Linked DNA regions of Homo sapiens: region 1 is linked to region 2. A link is a loop called in an ENCODE intact Hi-C map of the cell type or tissue named here. Cell type or tissue: lower lobe of right lung. All regions are shown on one strand. Each heading gives the region's core, and the rest is flanking DNA. Links, peaks and the distances in the headings are about the cores only.

Evidence for each region. Hi-C counts contacts between places; a loop is a spot of excess contacts. Peaks named below come from ENCODE experiments on the same cell type or tissue, not always from the same donor. Only the 100,000 strongest peaks of a DNase experiment are listed, where the experiment ranks them.
Region 1: it touches region 2 in a loop (2.1-fold over the local background); 84 of 110 quality-filtered maps call a loop at or near these places.

What each region holds. Positions count from the first base shown.
Region 1 is chr18:9,143,835-9,152,180 of GRCh38, forward strand. All of the region lies in intron 1 of ANKRD12 (ankyrin repeat domain 12), which reads left to right. Among named protein-coding and RNA genes, the nearest start is that of ANKRD12, 11 kb to the left of the region's middle. In lower lobe of right lung, for the core only: a CTCF peak has its summit at 4,303 (motif pointing left); no DNase peak of the experiment used is centred there; H3K27ac peaks cover 744 bases.
Region 2 is chr18:9,091,574-9,099,919 of GRCh38, forward strand. No RefSeq gene overlaps it. Among named protein-coding and RNA genes, the nearest start is that of NDUFV2, 7.0 kb to the right of the region's middle. RefSeq lists enhancers at 3,780-3,869, 3,920-3,989, 4,470-4,639. In lower lobe of right lung, for the core only: no CTCF peak of the experiment used is centred there; no DNase peak of the experiment used is centred there.

The DNA of each region.
Region 1 (8,346 bases), core at 249-8,248, 52 kb after region 2:
TTGTCCTCATGTTATTGAAAGTAAGCAAGAATGGTTGACAGCAGATTGGCTTACTCATTCTTTCCTTTGTCCTTTTTCACCCTTTGAAGCTCTTCCTCTTCCTTCAGGCACTAGTGCTCTTTCTTGGAAAGCCCCATTGAAAATTAATCTATACTTACATAGATACTTACATACCTATATTTGTGTTATTAAACTTAAAAATTATATTACCACTTTCATTTTACATTAGCTAATGCATGAGGAAATAATCATTTGCATTTTCTCTACTGTGACTTGACACATCATATCCTGTGGCCATTTTTCTCTTTTTTTCTTACTCAAAACTTCCAGGAGTAGCAATCAATAATTTAAATAATATTTTAACATTTTTGTTAGGGTTTTACAGCATGCAATTATTGTATGCTATTGTTTAAAGATTATAATAAAAAGGTTATTAATTCTCCAACCTCCTTTTGCATAATCTTTATATATTAGTGATTATTAATCTTCTATATGTTACAAATATTATTTTATAGCACCATTGTCCCTTCAAAAACCCCAGAAGAATAGGCTCTGTCCAAAGTACTACTACCTTATTGGGGTGATTACTCTTTATGCTCTTTTATTATTCCATTCACACTCCTAGTCTAAGAATTTCCCCTCCCTATAGCTTTTGTATACTCAGATGTTAGGGTGGGAGTAGCAGAAAACAGAATCTTTTGAGCATAAGGGGAAACATGTAGTCTCACACTTGAGTCGTATTCATTATGAAGTGCTAATAGACTGGCAGAGGTATAATTACAACTACTCCATAGTTGATTATAGGTTCTCCACATATACTTGCAAAAATCTTAACGAGGTTTATCTTATTCCCATTTTGCACCTAAGGTTCAAGTTAAATCATTTAAAGTTATACATATCTAGTAAGTGATGGTGACTATATTGCTTCCTTTCAAAACTGCACCTTCAAAGATGATGATATTAAAAGAAAAGATAAAATGATAAATTTAGAAACTTTAGGGGAAAATATGTAATTTGCATATCATATTAATTATGTATGTATTTGTATGTATGTAATACATACATTATGTAATAAATATGTATACATATTAATATGTGTATCATACTAATATATCAATAATTATGATTATGGACTTTTACAAGGAGTAAAAAGTGAAAAGTCATGAAGTATTCAGTCTGAAAATGTAATGGGTTCTTGAATTTGAAAGTATTTGAAATTTTTATCTTTTTATTTCTGAATTTTCCAGTTTTACCACAATGAACAAGTATCATAGATATAATGAAGTTTTTGTTAGTTTTATTTTTAGGTATGGGTTCTTGCTCTGTTGCCCAGGCTGGAGTGCAGTGGTGTCATCCTAGCTCACTACAGCCTCAAACTTCTGGGCTCAAGGAATCCTCCTGTCCCAGCCTGTCTTGTAGCTGGGATTGCAGGCATATGCCACCATGCCAGACTCTGGATGTAGTGAAGTTTTAAACATTTACATAATTAACAGTTTTTAGAGGAATGTCTCTAGGTACAGCATTACATCTAGCATTGTTGAGGCAGGGATTCGGGAAGATACAAGTGAAGGCAATATTATAGTATGTGTCTTTTTAAGAATTCACACTCAGGAAACAAAATACACACATAATCACATAGGAGGATAGTATTATTCCTTAATCATCCAAATTGCTTTCTAGTTGCTGTGGAAAGGAACATGGTAAGCCATGTAAAGACACGAATCATTCTGTCTTGTTCTCTATTCCATCACGTTGTAAATGGTTAGCATATGTTTATTGAATGAATGAGAATCACCTCAGTGCCAGTGGCAAGAGGGTGGTCTGACTGGCATAAGAGGATGAACTGGGACTAAAAGTGGGTAGCAGTTGAGAACAGCCACAATTACTAGGATGAGGGGCTTAATAAAAATTAATTTCCAAGGTGGGAAATGATATAATACACATTTTCTTAGAAAGTAATTCTAGAAGTATAGAATTTAAATAGGAGGTAACTATTTAGAAAGGTTCTTAAGGGTTTAGACCCCAATTGTAAGCACATATCTGAAGAAGGCATTCTCTGTTTATGGGCAACTTAAAATCTAGCAAGAAGAGGTAATTACCTAAAACCAAGATGCATAATTAGGAAGAGGTTCTGTGTATATTTTGAAGTTGTAGATTTTTTGGTGAATATGAGTTCAGGGAAAAGGACCTGTGTGTTTTAGGCACTGAAATAGGTCTCTTCAAAAAGGCCAAGAATCACTGAAATGTAGGTTCAGTTTTTGCTGTAGAACTCTTAGATTCTTAGAGTCCTTAATTTCTTTTTTAGGGGTTATTTTTTATAATGTAATTCCTTTAGTAAACCTGCTTAACATTTGCACCATCAGTGACATTTGCCTTTTTTTCCCCCGATTCAAAAACATTTGTGTGGTTATATGTCAGAAAGTGTTCTATTTTAAAAATAAAACCAAGCCTGGCACAGTGGCACATGCCTGTAATTCCAGCTACTCCAGGAGGTTGAGGTGGGAGGAACATGAGTTTGAGCCCAGCCTGGGCCAAAATAGTGAGACTCCATCTACAAAAGAGTTTTGGCTGGGCACAGTGGCACACACCTGCAATCCCATCACTGTGGGAGGCAGAGGTGAGAGGATTGCTTGAGGCCAGGAGTTTGAAAGTAGCCTGGCCAACATAGTGAGACTCCATCTCCATAAAAATAAAAAAAAATTAAAAACCAACCAAATACACGCTTATTCTTTTGCATTGATGTTGGAGTTTTCAGAGTACCAGCCTTTTCACATTACTTTCTTTCAGCTATTAGAATACAGTGAAATTACTCTGTTCTGGTCCCTCATTACCATATTTCTCCTTCTCATCAACATGCTTTGGCAGGGAAAACAGTTTATAATTCTAAGTGACTTTGGTCAGAAGAGCTACCAGTGACATATACTGCTACATTAAACCAGTTTAAAGTGTGTTTTCCTTTGAATGCCCTGGAATATACAGTTGTTCTGAAATCTAGTGTATATTATAAGAGGTAGGTTTGTGTTGGAGAGTGAGCAGGATAAAGAAAAACGTAGCAGTTCAAGACTAAAAGGCCTAAACAATTCAGTCCTGGTATAGTCATGGAAGTGACAATTTTAATCTGTAATTTGAGCAGTGTTATTACCCGTCATATTATTGGATCAGGGTGGAAATGATGTTGTATGTAAGTTAGAAATACTTTATTTATTACTTGGATTGCTGTCTTGTAGGGACACAACTTGCAGCTCTCCACAACTGCATCAAGAATTTGGACGTAGTTTTTTTTTAGGATCTCAGGCTTATATTGCAGAAGCAGTGATTATTGTAAACTATTCTGGTTTCTTAATGACCTATCCCAATCTCACTTATCTTATGTACCACTGTTAAAACTATATCGATTATTTAAGTAGTTAAAAATCCTTTCATTTAAGGCTAAAGTACGTGCCTGTCATTTTTATAGAAAGCAGTAAAAGTGAGATAGGGCACTTTTGGGGGTTAAGCTGTGAGCAATACTTAAGATTAGCACCAGCCTTATTTATAATTGTTATAATATGTTGCAAAGATTGGCTGCAATAGCCTATCTTTTGTGGGGGGCTGCAGAGGGGGCAAAAATAAAATACAAAAAAATTTATTTAGAATATTTTAGATAATTTAAAAGGTACAAAAAATAGCATGATGAACTTTCCTTTTTCTCTAGACCTATTTAAATCCTTTTATTTATTCATTGTTCATCTCAACTGTGACCTATTCAGTGAAGCCTGACCTCTTCCATCTTAAGTCTGTTGCACATCGTATATAGTAGTGAGAGCAGTGTGACTAGAGGAGTTGAAAATAAGATTTATGTATGTAGTAGAAATGTACCTAGAAATCTAGTGAAAGCTAAACTTCAACATTTCACTGTATGCAGAACAAAACTAATAAAGTATAGATTTGAGAGGAACCAAACAAAATAATTATTTTAGGAAGATCAGTTGTGTGGAGCAATAGGTCTAAAAGGAAGTGGTGAATTGCCAACTCATTTTGATTGGCTTTTTCACTGTACTTACTCTGTGAAATTTTACTTGGCCTTCAAACAGTTTACCATTTTGCTAGAAGAGAAAGGAGATGGCAGAATTCTTAATTATGAATTTTTCTAGTTTTCAGGGTTTTAGAATCCTTTTAGAACCTGTAAACTTTTTCCCTATTGACAGTGAAGTGAATACAGTGGCTATTAGATTCTACTTTTCAACATTGGTAGTATTTTCTGCTCCCAGTGCCAGAAATGCAAGTAAAGCTGGCTAACCATTTTCTCTGAGCTGTTGCAGCCCTCTACTGGTTTATGGAAGTTGCAGCAATTTAGAACCTGTTAGGGCCAGAAGGTCAGTAAACTCAGCAACTCATTTAAAAAATCTCAGACCTTTAGAAGTCATCTGTGCCAACCCTCTCAATTGCAGATGAATATTTTATATACCTACCTTAACAATTCTGGAGGGAGGGAAAAATATATATATATACACACACACGTATGTATGTATGTATAAGATACCCTAGGCAAATAGATAATTGTAAATATAACTGCCCATATTTATTTACAAACTCTAAATGTATTGTTAGAATGTGATCCTTTACAATCAGATGTTTCATGTTGTCAAAAACATCTCTTTAAAGTCTTGTAAATATTTAATGAAGTAATGAAAATTTTATTTTTTAAAAATTTGAGGTGTTTATTTATTACTATTAGAAGATAAATACAACAGATAAATGCTAATTGCTTAAATTATTTCCAAAGCAATTTTACTTATTTATTGCTGGAGCCAGAACTTAGGTTTCATTCTAGGCTTCTTGTTCTTGTTTACTCTTCCACCCCTGTCCCCTGTGATCCTCCCCCCGCCACAATCTGGTCATTGTGCTTTAAGTGGTCTCCTTGTGTCTTAGGTAATTCCTCTTAAGTCCATCTTCCAGAGTTTCACCAAGGGCACCTTTCTGAACACACTACTCGAATTATGTCACTACTTTTTTAGAAGCCTTTTTTGTTACCATAAAGAACAGACTACACAATGACAAGGGGCTTCATGATGAGATCCCTTCCTGCTTCAGCCTCATTTTCTGTCCCACTCTGCTTCAGTTTTTTGCTGTTCCTTCATTGTGGTCTGCTTTTGTGTGTGGGCATGTGTGTACACCTGTGCATATGCTTATCCTCCTCCCACACCAGCCCCATCTATATCTACCTGCCTCAGAGTCATCCTCAACACTCTATTTTAGTGTTCCCTCTTCTTGAAATTCCCTACCCCTACCTCCGTACGCATGCACCCAAATTGGGTGCTTGCTTACATAGCATTTATTATTCTGCATGGTAACTAAATTGTCTTTTTTCTGTTAAAAACTGTCAGTTCCCTTCAGGCTAGGATTGTGTTTTGTTCATCTTAGTTCCATTATGTGACATGTAAGTGTTTAATAAATGCTAAGTGATAGAATAATTGCATGAGCAAACTAGGATATGATAGCTAAAGGAAATACCCACACTTAAATAAGTTAACATCACAGACTTAATTCATTTTTCTTGACATTTTAAGGAGAATTAGTTCATTTAGACTAGTGTTTATTGAACATACTTTTCATGATATCTATATTAAGGAAAGCGATGGTTGGGGGAGATAAAGAATAGTAGAATTTTAGAATTGGAATGAACATCATTTTAAAATGAGGAAACTGAAAGCCAAAGAGTTTACTAGAAATTTCAAGTTACAATTAGAACCCAAGTTTTATAGTGCTTATTTTTTACTTTCCTAATTTCCTTCTAATGTATTTTACCTAGATTTGGCTAGGATTAGTAGATACCGGTTGTTTATTATTTCAGGCAATTGGACTATCTAAATAGAACTCTATCCTGTAGGTTTACCTTTGTGGAATTTTGAAAGTAATAATAGACATATAGCTAAAGCAAACCGACTATTTGTAATGATTTATTTATTTATTTATTAAATTTTATTTTTTTTTTTTTTTGAGACGGAGTCTCACTCTGTCACCCAGGCTGGAGTATAGTGGTGCAATCTGGACTCACTGCAACCTCCACCTCCTGGGTTCAAGCCATTCTGCTGCTTCAGCCTCCTGAGTAGCTGGGACTACAGGCATGCGCCCACCACGCCCGGCTAATTTTTGTATTTTTGGTAGAGACGGGGTTTCACCATGTTGGCCAGGCTGGTCTCGACCTCCTGACCTCAGGTGATCTCGCCTCGGCCTCACAAAGTGCTGGGAATACAGGAGTGAACCATCGTGCCTGGCCTGTAATGTATTTATTTTGTATAGTCTTCTGAATTCTTTGTCAGGCTCAGTTTCCCGAAAGGTATAATATTTAGCAGCACCAATAAAAAATGAATCCTTTGTTTACTGGATTGAGCTTGTGTCCTAAATCTTTTGCTTCTTTCCCTATTCTGGATTTAGAGTTAGAAAATATGTAAGTACCTTTTATCTCGTTTCGTCTACCACTGTCTGAAGCACTCCGTTACCTGCCATCTCATGTATTACTTCCTCTTGAGTTCTACCCAGAACGCTGTAGGACTCCAGAGGAAACCAAGTAGAAATGGATCTATGTTATTATTTTAAAAGAATTTTTTTTGCTGATAAAAGCAGTACATTTCCATTCTAAAGTTAAAACTTTAGAGAACTTTATAAAATAGACCATAAAAATTCCTTAAGGACTTTTAAGAACATTGTTTTAAGGACATTGTTGAGGACAGTTTATTGTAAAAGATTGTAGATGCCTGTACTTTTTTCTTCATCTTTTGCATGCTGTTGGTGGTTAAATTTTGTGATTTTGTGATTTTTTTTAAAATTTATTTTTATTTTTTATTATTATTTTTTGAGACGGAGTCTCGCCCTGTTGCCCAGGCTAGAGTGCAGTGGTGTGATTTCGGCTCACTGCAAGGTCCGCCTCCCAGGTTCAGGCCATTCTCCTGCCTCAGCCTCCCGAGTAGCTGGGACTACAGGCACCTGCCACCACACCTGGCTAATTTTTTGTATTTTCAGTAGAGACAGGGTTTCACCATATTAGCCAGGATGGTCTCGATCTCTTGACCTCGTGATCCACCTGCCTTGGCCTCCCAAAGTGCTGGGATTACAGGTGTAAGCCATCGCGCCCAGCCAATTTTGTGATTAAAAAAAAAATGATGCTAATTTCTTGATCTGGAATGCAACCATGAGCTTTTTGTGGGAAAATGTTATGGAATAACTGCCAGAAAACATTGTGGTGAAAATTAACTATTACTTTAGGAAAATATGATAAAGAGAGCATGTTCCCTTTTTATAGACTGAATTCTCACTTGAATGGCTTAAATAGCTAAGGCAGGGAGGGAAGTCCAGTTAATATCTCAGAAGCACAACTATTTGTTTCGAGGCTTTTTCCAGTATTTTTTTCAAAACCACTTTAAAAATGTGAGGGAATTAAGCTGCTTGTTCGGTTTAAGTAGGAATTACTTAGTGTTTATGTCTAATGGTTTATTTTTTGCATGTGAGGAAAACAGCAGAAAACATCTAATAATTTATCATTTTGCATTCATAGAAAAAATACTAGAATTTGGAGTGAAATCATTCTAAACCTCTTATTTAAGAAGCAGAATTTTGGAACGAGAGGATCTTAAATGTCATCTAATTTAATTTTACTTTCAAGAAGAAACAGAAATACTGAGAACTGATGAAGGTCAACCAAAAAGTCTTTGGTAGATCTCAGAATAGAATCTTGGACCTCACGCTCCCAGATCACACTACATAAAAAGTGATGGTCACTTTCCTAACTGAATGACCCTTAAGGACCATTCAAAATTGTGTACTGTGATATGGTCCTTTGCTAGTTGTCTTTTTTTCTCAAATCAATTTCGAAGAAAGCGTTTTTGCCCTGAAAGCGGCTGCAGCTCAGTGGAAGCTGGAACTGAAATAAAGTTAGGAACTTGCATTCCTTGCTCAGAGTTCTCTCTTTACTTTCTCTAGATAGAATACAAAGTGGGTGGTAAATTTGAATATTTTATATGCACTGGGGTCTGTGCTAAGGTATAATTTTAGTTACTTCTCATAGCCTTTTTATTGAACTTTATCATTTCATAATATAGATGATGAAATTAAGTAATTTAGGCCAGGTGCATTGGTTCATGCCTGTCATCCCAGCACTTTTGAGAGGCCGAAGCAGGAGGATTACTTGAGGCCATGAGTTTGTGGCTAGCCTAGGCAACAAAGCAAGACCTGGTCTCAATACTTAAAAAACAAAAAGAAAAAAATAATTTGGACTTTGCTCTCAGTTGTATTTAATCTAAAGTACATGTTTTAGGGACTTCTGGACAAAAGGGTAGACTGGAGATGCCCCCTTCTTTTTCAAATATG
Region 2 (8,346 bases), core at 251-8,250:
TTGAAAGATTGCTCTGTAGCAACACAAATATCAGATTTCAGAGGGGGCAGACCATGAATAGGAGAGTTTGGGGTTATAAATTTCTTTTTTTTTTTTTTTTTTTTTTTTTTTTGAGACGGAGTCTCTCTTTGTCACCCAGGCTGGAGTGCAGTGGTGCGATCTCAGCTCACTGCAAGCTCCACCTCCTGGGTTCATGCCATTCTCCCGCCTCAGCCTCCCGAGTAGCTGAGACTACAGGTGCCCACCACCACACCCGGCTAATTTTGTTTTTTTTTTTTTTGTATTTTTAGTAGAGACAGGGTTTCACCATGTTAGCCAGGATGGTCTTGATCTCCTGACCTTGTGATCCACCCACCTCTGCCTCCCAAAGTCTTGGGATTACAGGTGTGAGCCACTGTGCCTCGTTATAAATTTCATATTCTTTAGCAGACAAGTCCACTATGAACCCAGTCATGTACTAATAACTAGACTGTGAGCTCCGTGAGGGCAAGACTATATCCAATATCTTGACATCTTCAATACTCAGTGTACCCTTCCCTGACACATGAAAGAAACTTGGAAAACATTAAAGGGATTGAGGAATGGTCTAGTGAATGACAAAATCTATCCCTCTTATCCCATGTCCCAGGGTACACGTTTAACAAAATATTATGAAATTTAGAAAGTGGTCATAAAAAGAGGAAATTTACTATTGCAAGATTTTTTTTTTTTTTTTCAGATAGAGTCACCCTCTGTCGCCCAGGCTGGAGTGCAGTGGCATGATCTTGGCTCACTGCAACCTCCACCTCCCAGGTTCAAGCGATTCTCCTGCCTCAGCCTCCTGAGTAGCTGGGATTATAGATGTGTGCCACCACACCTGGCTAATTTTTGTATTTTTAGTAGAGACGGGGTCTCACCCTATTGGCCAGGCTGGTGTCGATCTCCTGACCTTGTGATCCACCCGCCTTGGCCTCCCAAAGTGCTGGGATTACAAGCGTGAGCCACCGCGCCCAGCCTATTTCAGGAATACTTGATTAAATGAATGTCAACAAGGCTTTCCCCCTGTTGGCCCTGCCTATCTTCATTTTTCAATAATACTTTTCAAAATGCAAATCTGAGAAAACCTATAATGTGGACAAACAGAAACTGTATCCAGTAAAATCTGCACTTGCCAGGACGGTCGGATGAGCCTTTAGAGCCCAGACATTGTGCAAATAGAATGTGAATCTAGGTTTATCTAGTGAGGTCAACCAGCAGGCATTTAGGAACTGCATATGCTCTGGGGAGTAGTGTCCACAGAGATTCAGAGTCAAAGTTCAGCAGAAGAGGAAATTCCTCTGAAAATTTGTGTAAAATTGTCCTCACTACACAAGGACAGCTATAAAATTTTGTAAGCTCCTACAAGTCTGGGACTGCAGTGGGTTTAAGAATGTGTCCATTGTTTTAGCATTTACCTCAGATGAAATGCTGGTTAGAACAGGAAGTTCACTAGTTCAACCATTGTGGAAGACAGTGTGGCGATTCCTCAAGGATCTAGAACTAGAAATACCATTTGACCCAGCCATCCCATTACTGGGTATATACCCAAAGGATTATAAATCATGCTGCTATAAAGACACATGCACTTGTATGTTTATTGCAGCACTATTCACATTAGCAAAGACTTGGAACCAACCCAAATGTCCAACAATGATAGACTGGATTAAGAAAATGTGGCACATATACACCATGGAATACTATGCAGCCATAAAAATGGATGAGTTCATGTCCTTTGTAAGGACGTGGATGAAGCTGGAAACCATCATTCTGGGCAAACTATCGCAAGGACAGAAAACCAAACACCTCATGTTCTCACTCATAGGTGGAAATTGAACAATGAGAACACTTGGACACAGGGTGGGGAACATCACACACCGGGGCCTGTTGTGAGATGGGGGGAGGGGGGAGGGATAGCATTAGGAGAAATACCTAATGTAAATGACGAGTTAATGGGTGCAGCACACCAACATGGCACATGTATACATATGTAACAAACCTGCACGTTGTGCACATGTACCCTAGAGCTTAAAGTATTAAAAAAAAAGTATAATTGACAAAAAAAAAAGTGAAGGAAAAAAATAAATATTTTTAAACATGCAAAATTGTTTAAAAAAAAAGAAAAGGAAGTTCATTTATTAAGAGAAATTACTCCTTGGTTTCAAACTAAAATACTTACCCTCATTCATTCTTTCTCTTCTTCCTTCTTTTCCTCTCTCTTTCTCTCCTTCTTCTTCTTTCTCCTCCTTCCCACCTCTCTTTCTTTCTCCTTCTCTCTTTCGTTTCCAGCTTTCTTTCAGTACATATATGTACTGTTTTCCTGGGAAATTCCATAAAAATGACAAAGATTTTCTGAGTGGTTCTCTTATTTTTAAGCAAAATCAATATTCACAAAGATAGCCTACTTGCATAACCCGATTAAGCCTCAGTTGGAGTAAACTGATTTTTTTTTTTTTTTGACACAGGCTTTCATTTCTGTTGCCCAAGATGGAGAGCAGTGGCATGATCATAGCTCACTGCAGCCTCAAACTCCTGGGATCAAGCAATCCTCCCACCTCAGCCTCCCAAGTAGCTGGGACTACAGGCATATGCCATCATGCCTGGATAATTTTTAAATTTTTTGTAGAGACGGAGTCTCACAATGTTGCCTAGGCTGATGGTAAATTCCTGGCCTCAAGTGATCCTCCCACTTCAGCTTCCCAAAATACTGGGATTACAGGCACGAGCCACCATGCCTGGCCAATATTTTTAATAGATAATTTCATATTGCGTTTCATGACTCTTCTTATTTAGATACACCATGACACTTGTTGCTGGAGGCCTTTAGCTAAACTTGGAATTTCTGTAACCACTGTACATGTTTATTAAATGATGCTAGCCCTACCACTTTCCATTCCCCTGCGTCACATGCTTACACAAAGTCAAATTGGCCTGCTATGGTTATCTTAGAAGCCAGCCTTTCACACCCTGCTGTAGGTATGGTCCCTGAGAAAGTAAGGGCAGACTCTCTTTCCTTTGATAAATTTGTCTATCATCTCTGTCTTAGGAGGAGTGATTTCCTGATTCTATACATGTAAGATATTTGTGGAAAGTCACAAACATTACTGGCCAATTCAACATTCTTATTCCGTTTTGGGTGACTTAAACCATACATATTAACACTAGCATTCCTTAGATGTTGATAGATGAGTAAGAATCAGATTGTGCACTTCATAAGTACAATGGGGTGGTAGTGGTGGGGTGCGGGGGGAGGTTACCAAGAACTACGGATACTGCAAAACAAATCCCTTAAGTAAATAGTGGAAAATGATAGTTTATTTTAAGCCCTTTGAAAAGTTGAAAAATGATGCAAAAGGAAAGAACTCGTCTGTTCTTAGTCAGCTTTTGACCTTTGACTATATAAACATAAGAAACACATGAGCTAGAGCTAGGTAACTAAGCAGGACTTCTCTGCCAGCCAGATGAGCAAAATGAATCTTCCCATTAAGGTTTATAGAGCACCACTACACAAAACTATCACACTCAATAATTTATTCATGAAGAAGGTGGTTGCTAAGATCTTGGCATTCTCAGTAACTTTTTATTTTTTAACCTATAAAATGAGGAGATTGGACAAGATGTTTTCTAGTCTTTCCTTCTCTAAAATGTTGATACCAGGACCCACCAAGTCAGGCTATCTCAGAATCCACACAATAGTTCCTGTCATTCCACTGCTCTCATAGCAAAGCCCCTTATTATCTGGCTTGAAAGTTCTGTCGTATGTCATCTTGCCATTAGCACGCAACAATTCACACACATAGTATGCAAGGCCCTGCCAAAAGCATCCACGAAGGACGATGAAAGCCTCCGCACCAACATCATGTGCCTCTGTTACTATGCACTGAAATGACCTGGCAGGAAGTGGGCCCCAGAGGAAGAAGGGGAACAACGACTCCTCTAACCTTTATTATCAGAATCTGTTTAGGTTTGTTATGTGCCACCTTGACCTTCTAACTGCTCTATAGCAATGCTTATCTTTCATTTCTTTCAGGTGAAAACATACCTCCAAGAAACCCTATTTATGGCAAATTCCTGTGTAACCTTCAAGTGTTACACGCCCTGTGACATCTGACATCCCCAGTAAGACTTTGGGATTCCTTCCTCTCTAAGTTCCCAATTCATGTTGCACATACACTCGTATTATAATCTTTTCCCTGCCAGCATGTAAGGTCTTCCCAGGAAGGGCTATGTCTTTTGCCTTTGTATCTCCAGTGCCCTAGTGCCTGGCATATAAGAGGAGCTGAACATATATTTGCATAGTAAATGAATAAATGAAAGTCTTTTCTGACCAGTTTCATCCTGCTCCGACCACTCTTTCATTATACAGCTTAGACTATTTACATCTCACCACACAAGCATACACAGCAAATGAACCACTGAGATGCAATATGATTTTTCTTAGTCAAGGAATATTTTAACGTGCAAGAAAATTGACTATTTAAAGAAACTTTACATGAATATTTTTGTAACTGGTCAAGGAAGACATGAATTCAAATATTTACAGGGATTTTAAGAAGCAGCCTGAGGGAGGGAGTCCAGAGCTATTTCTTCTGTCTAGAATGAAAACTGCCCGAAGAGTCTAAGAACTGGCCCATTTCCCTCTTCTCAGCCCACACTCCTCAATACCCTAAATTCAAACCCGAATAAAAATTAATAGCAATCAAAAGAAGTATACTCTAAAGAGGTTTATATCCACTAAAAAGAAATGAATATAAAAGAGAATTATTCAATTTTTCACTTTTATTTTTCCTTTATTAGACTATTTCTCAAAATGAACATAGCTTTGTTTTTTCTTACCATAAAGTAGCATGTGTTAATTGAAATAAAATCAGGCAATACAAAAAGCATAAAGAAAAAAATGAAAATTACCTTTAATGCCATCACTCAGAGAGAACTCTCATTAACATTTTACCTTTCCATATTTTTTCCTATGCATATACAGAAAATGTAGTAATGTTATATGTGATGTTTTGTAATCTTTTTTTTATTAAGTTGCCACACATTATGGGCATCTTTTCTTTACAATAAATATTTTCATTATTATTTTTAAATCTGCAGAGCAATATCCCATTGTATGGCTGTACTGTTATTTAATAAATTCTCTACCGATGTCATTTATATAGCTTCCAGGTTTTCAGTATTACAAATAACACCATGATAAACATTTTTGTATACTTTTTCAGTTACTTCCTTAGGATAAATTCATATTAAGAAACCGAACACATATTGCCAAATTACCCTCTCCAGAGGCTGATCTTATCACACTCCTACCATCACCAATGAGAGCATGTAGCTCCACACATTACCAACAACAGTGATCAGCAATTTGCAAATCTATCAGGCAAGAATTACATTCATTGTTGTTTAATTACTTTGACTACTTGCTAGGGAAGCATGGATCAAATTCTGATAGAAAATTTCACTTCAGCTGCAGAAGCTGCTAGGATCAGTCCCATGTTGGGGAAGTAACGAGCGATGTGAATCTGATAATGGCTTAGGTGACGTTCTGCTTATATTATTTTTTTAAAACAATCTGTTCTTGAAGTCTATGTAATTAAGTTACTGGCTGTTTTGATTTTCATTTTCCCTTTTGGTCTCGAATATGCAAGAATAACTTGAGAAGAATCTGAAAGAATCATGCAGAACTCACTCGCTAACCTCACGTCCCCCCTCACCTCAATGTGAAATGGGTCTAACACTTCAGTTTACCAATGTGACCGGATCATTCTTCTTTACATGCTCCAATTTCCTGCTGGAAATACTTCTCTCTCTCTCTGTCTCTCACCCAGCAGTAACCTTATCCCATTTTTCCCTTCCATTGAGTTTTGACTTTATACCAACTGGCTCCCTTTCCCTGCAAAGCAGGACTGGGCCTGCAGCTCACATTTTTCATTAGAAAACCCAGCAAGGCAGGCACGTCAGTATTGTTATGTGAGGGCATGCTGAGAGCCAGAGTGCACGATCTACCTGTGGCTGCTTTAATAAGTAGGATGTGACTTAGGAGTTAATCACAATTTAGAAAGCCTGACTAAAGTGTTCCATAGATGGAGCAGACAAGTTGTTAGATACTGAAAAAAAAACAAAAAACAAAAACAAAAACCCAAAGCTTTTCTGAACTCTTACTGTGTACCAGGCACCATGTTCATCATTTTCCATAAACTGAATGATTTAATGTTCTAATTATACTTTCAGAAACTGAGAACCAAAGCTTCACAAAGGCGAGTAAGTGACGAGGTCAGAATTCAAATCCAATTACAAAGCTCATGATTTTCATTACACCACGTCCTTGATAGTGCCTATGTGTGATGGTTTAAATGGCTAAGAAATCAAGAATGAGAGAGTCAAAGTTCCCACATTTGGTCATCCCTGTAGACTTTATTCTAGCTCCCCCAGCCTCCAGTCCCTCACTCCCCACCCCCAACACCCACACATTCTTTATTTAATGGCTTGACCACTATAGTTAGGGCCAATTTCCCTGGGCTTATGGTACTAGTGCCAACTTAGAATAGTGGAATATATCAAACCAGGCAGCCATGATGTTCACTATGGGTTCATTACATAATCAAGCCAATTTCAATCAAGCTTGTAGGGTTAGGTCAGTAACTTGAAATCATCGATGTCCATGCTGGTCTGTGTCCAGAAATAATGACTTTGATAGTGGGAGGAAGAAGAGGAATTTTCCAAACAGCCCCCACAATTCTATCCTAAGGACTCTGAGAATAGTTGATTGCACATGAGGCTACTTTATAAGTGGAGTGGCTCCAGAAATTAACTTACGTTACTGGGTGTAAAAGATATCCATTCTGACATTCTCACTTAATAAATATTTGGGCTAAGGATAAGCCAAAGTCATGCTGGACATTAACAAGTCTTTTGACTTGGTGAACAGTGTGGTGCCACACTTACTGGCAGTTGAATTGAAATAAAGTTGAATTGAACTAAAAGCATCTTACTTTCTGTAACATCTTCAAGAAGGTGTTAACAGGTTAGACACTCCCTTAGCACACATCCTTAATGTTTTAAACATTACTCTTTGCACTTTTTGGTTCTGTTCCTAGGTAATAGAAATTGGGGGCACCTGGTAAGTCCTTGATTAGTGTCAGGCACCAGTGGGATATACACTTTCTCTATAGGTCATGAACTCAAAAAGACGGTGGTCTACTGTGGATGATCCCGTTAGTTGCCTACCTAGATTTACTTCTTCAGCCCCTTCCTTGCTGGCAGAGCTATTTTGTTCAGGAGCTAATGGGCCCCAAACTAGCCCTTCCATTCTCCTTTCTGATTAGTGGCTTAATTATCTTAATATTGTAATGTTCTATTCTGATGATGGTGATGATGATGATGAAGGCTAACACTTACTAAGCATTTACTCTGTGCTAGGTACTTTTTAAAGAACTTTAAAAGGTATCAACTCATTTCGATACAGGAGTTAAGAAGAAATTGCTTAGGCAGATAGTGAGGGTATGGGAGTCCTCAGTAAGGTTTCCCTTTTAATAAAAAGCAGCCGCCAATCATTTTCTTTTCTAACAAAGAGCAGCCTGTAAAATCGAGCTGCAGACAGACAAGCAAACTAGGAGCTTGCACAGGTGAATTCTGGCAGTTGTGCCCATAGGAATATACTACCTGGGATGAGGCATGTTCAAAGTGGCGGCCCCATCTTCTCTTTTTGCCAGCAACGTGTACAGTAAGGAGCAGACTAGATGGCACTGCCCAAGTGGAAAGCCCATTTGTATAATAAGATTAGGGTTGGGAGACCAGCCTTCCCCTTGCTACATAAACGTTACACCTGGTCAAACCAATCTGTGAGCCCTACATAAATCAGACACTGCCTCCTCAAACCTGCTTATAAAATCTGCTGTGGTCCGCCCATGTCCCTTTTTTCAGACGTCTTACAAGGAGCTGCTCTCCTCTCCCCTTTCTTCTGGCTATTAAACTTTCCGCTCCTTAACCCACCCACATGTGTCCCTTTCCTTAATCCTCTTGGCAGGAGATGCTGAACCCTGGATATTTACTCCAGACGGTGATGCCACTTCAATTTCATTCTTGTAAACCAAAAGAGATAGTTCTCAATCAATTTAGAAAGTTTATTTTGCCAAGCTTAAGGACGCACCCTGACATAGCCTCAGGAGGTCCTGCCGACCTGTGCCCAAGGTGGTTGGGGTACATCTTGCTTTTATACATTTTAGGGAGACATGAGACATCAATCAATATGTGTAAGATGTACATCTGTTCACTTCGGTAAGGCGAGACAACTTGAGGGAGAGCTTCCAAATCCTAAGTAGATAAGAGACA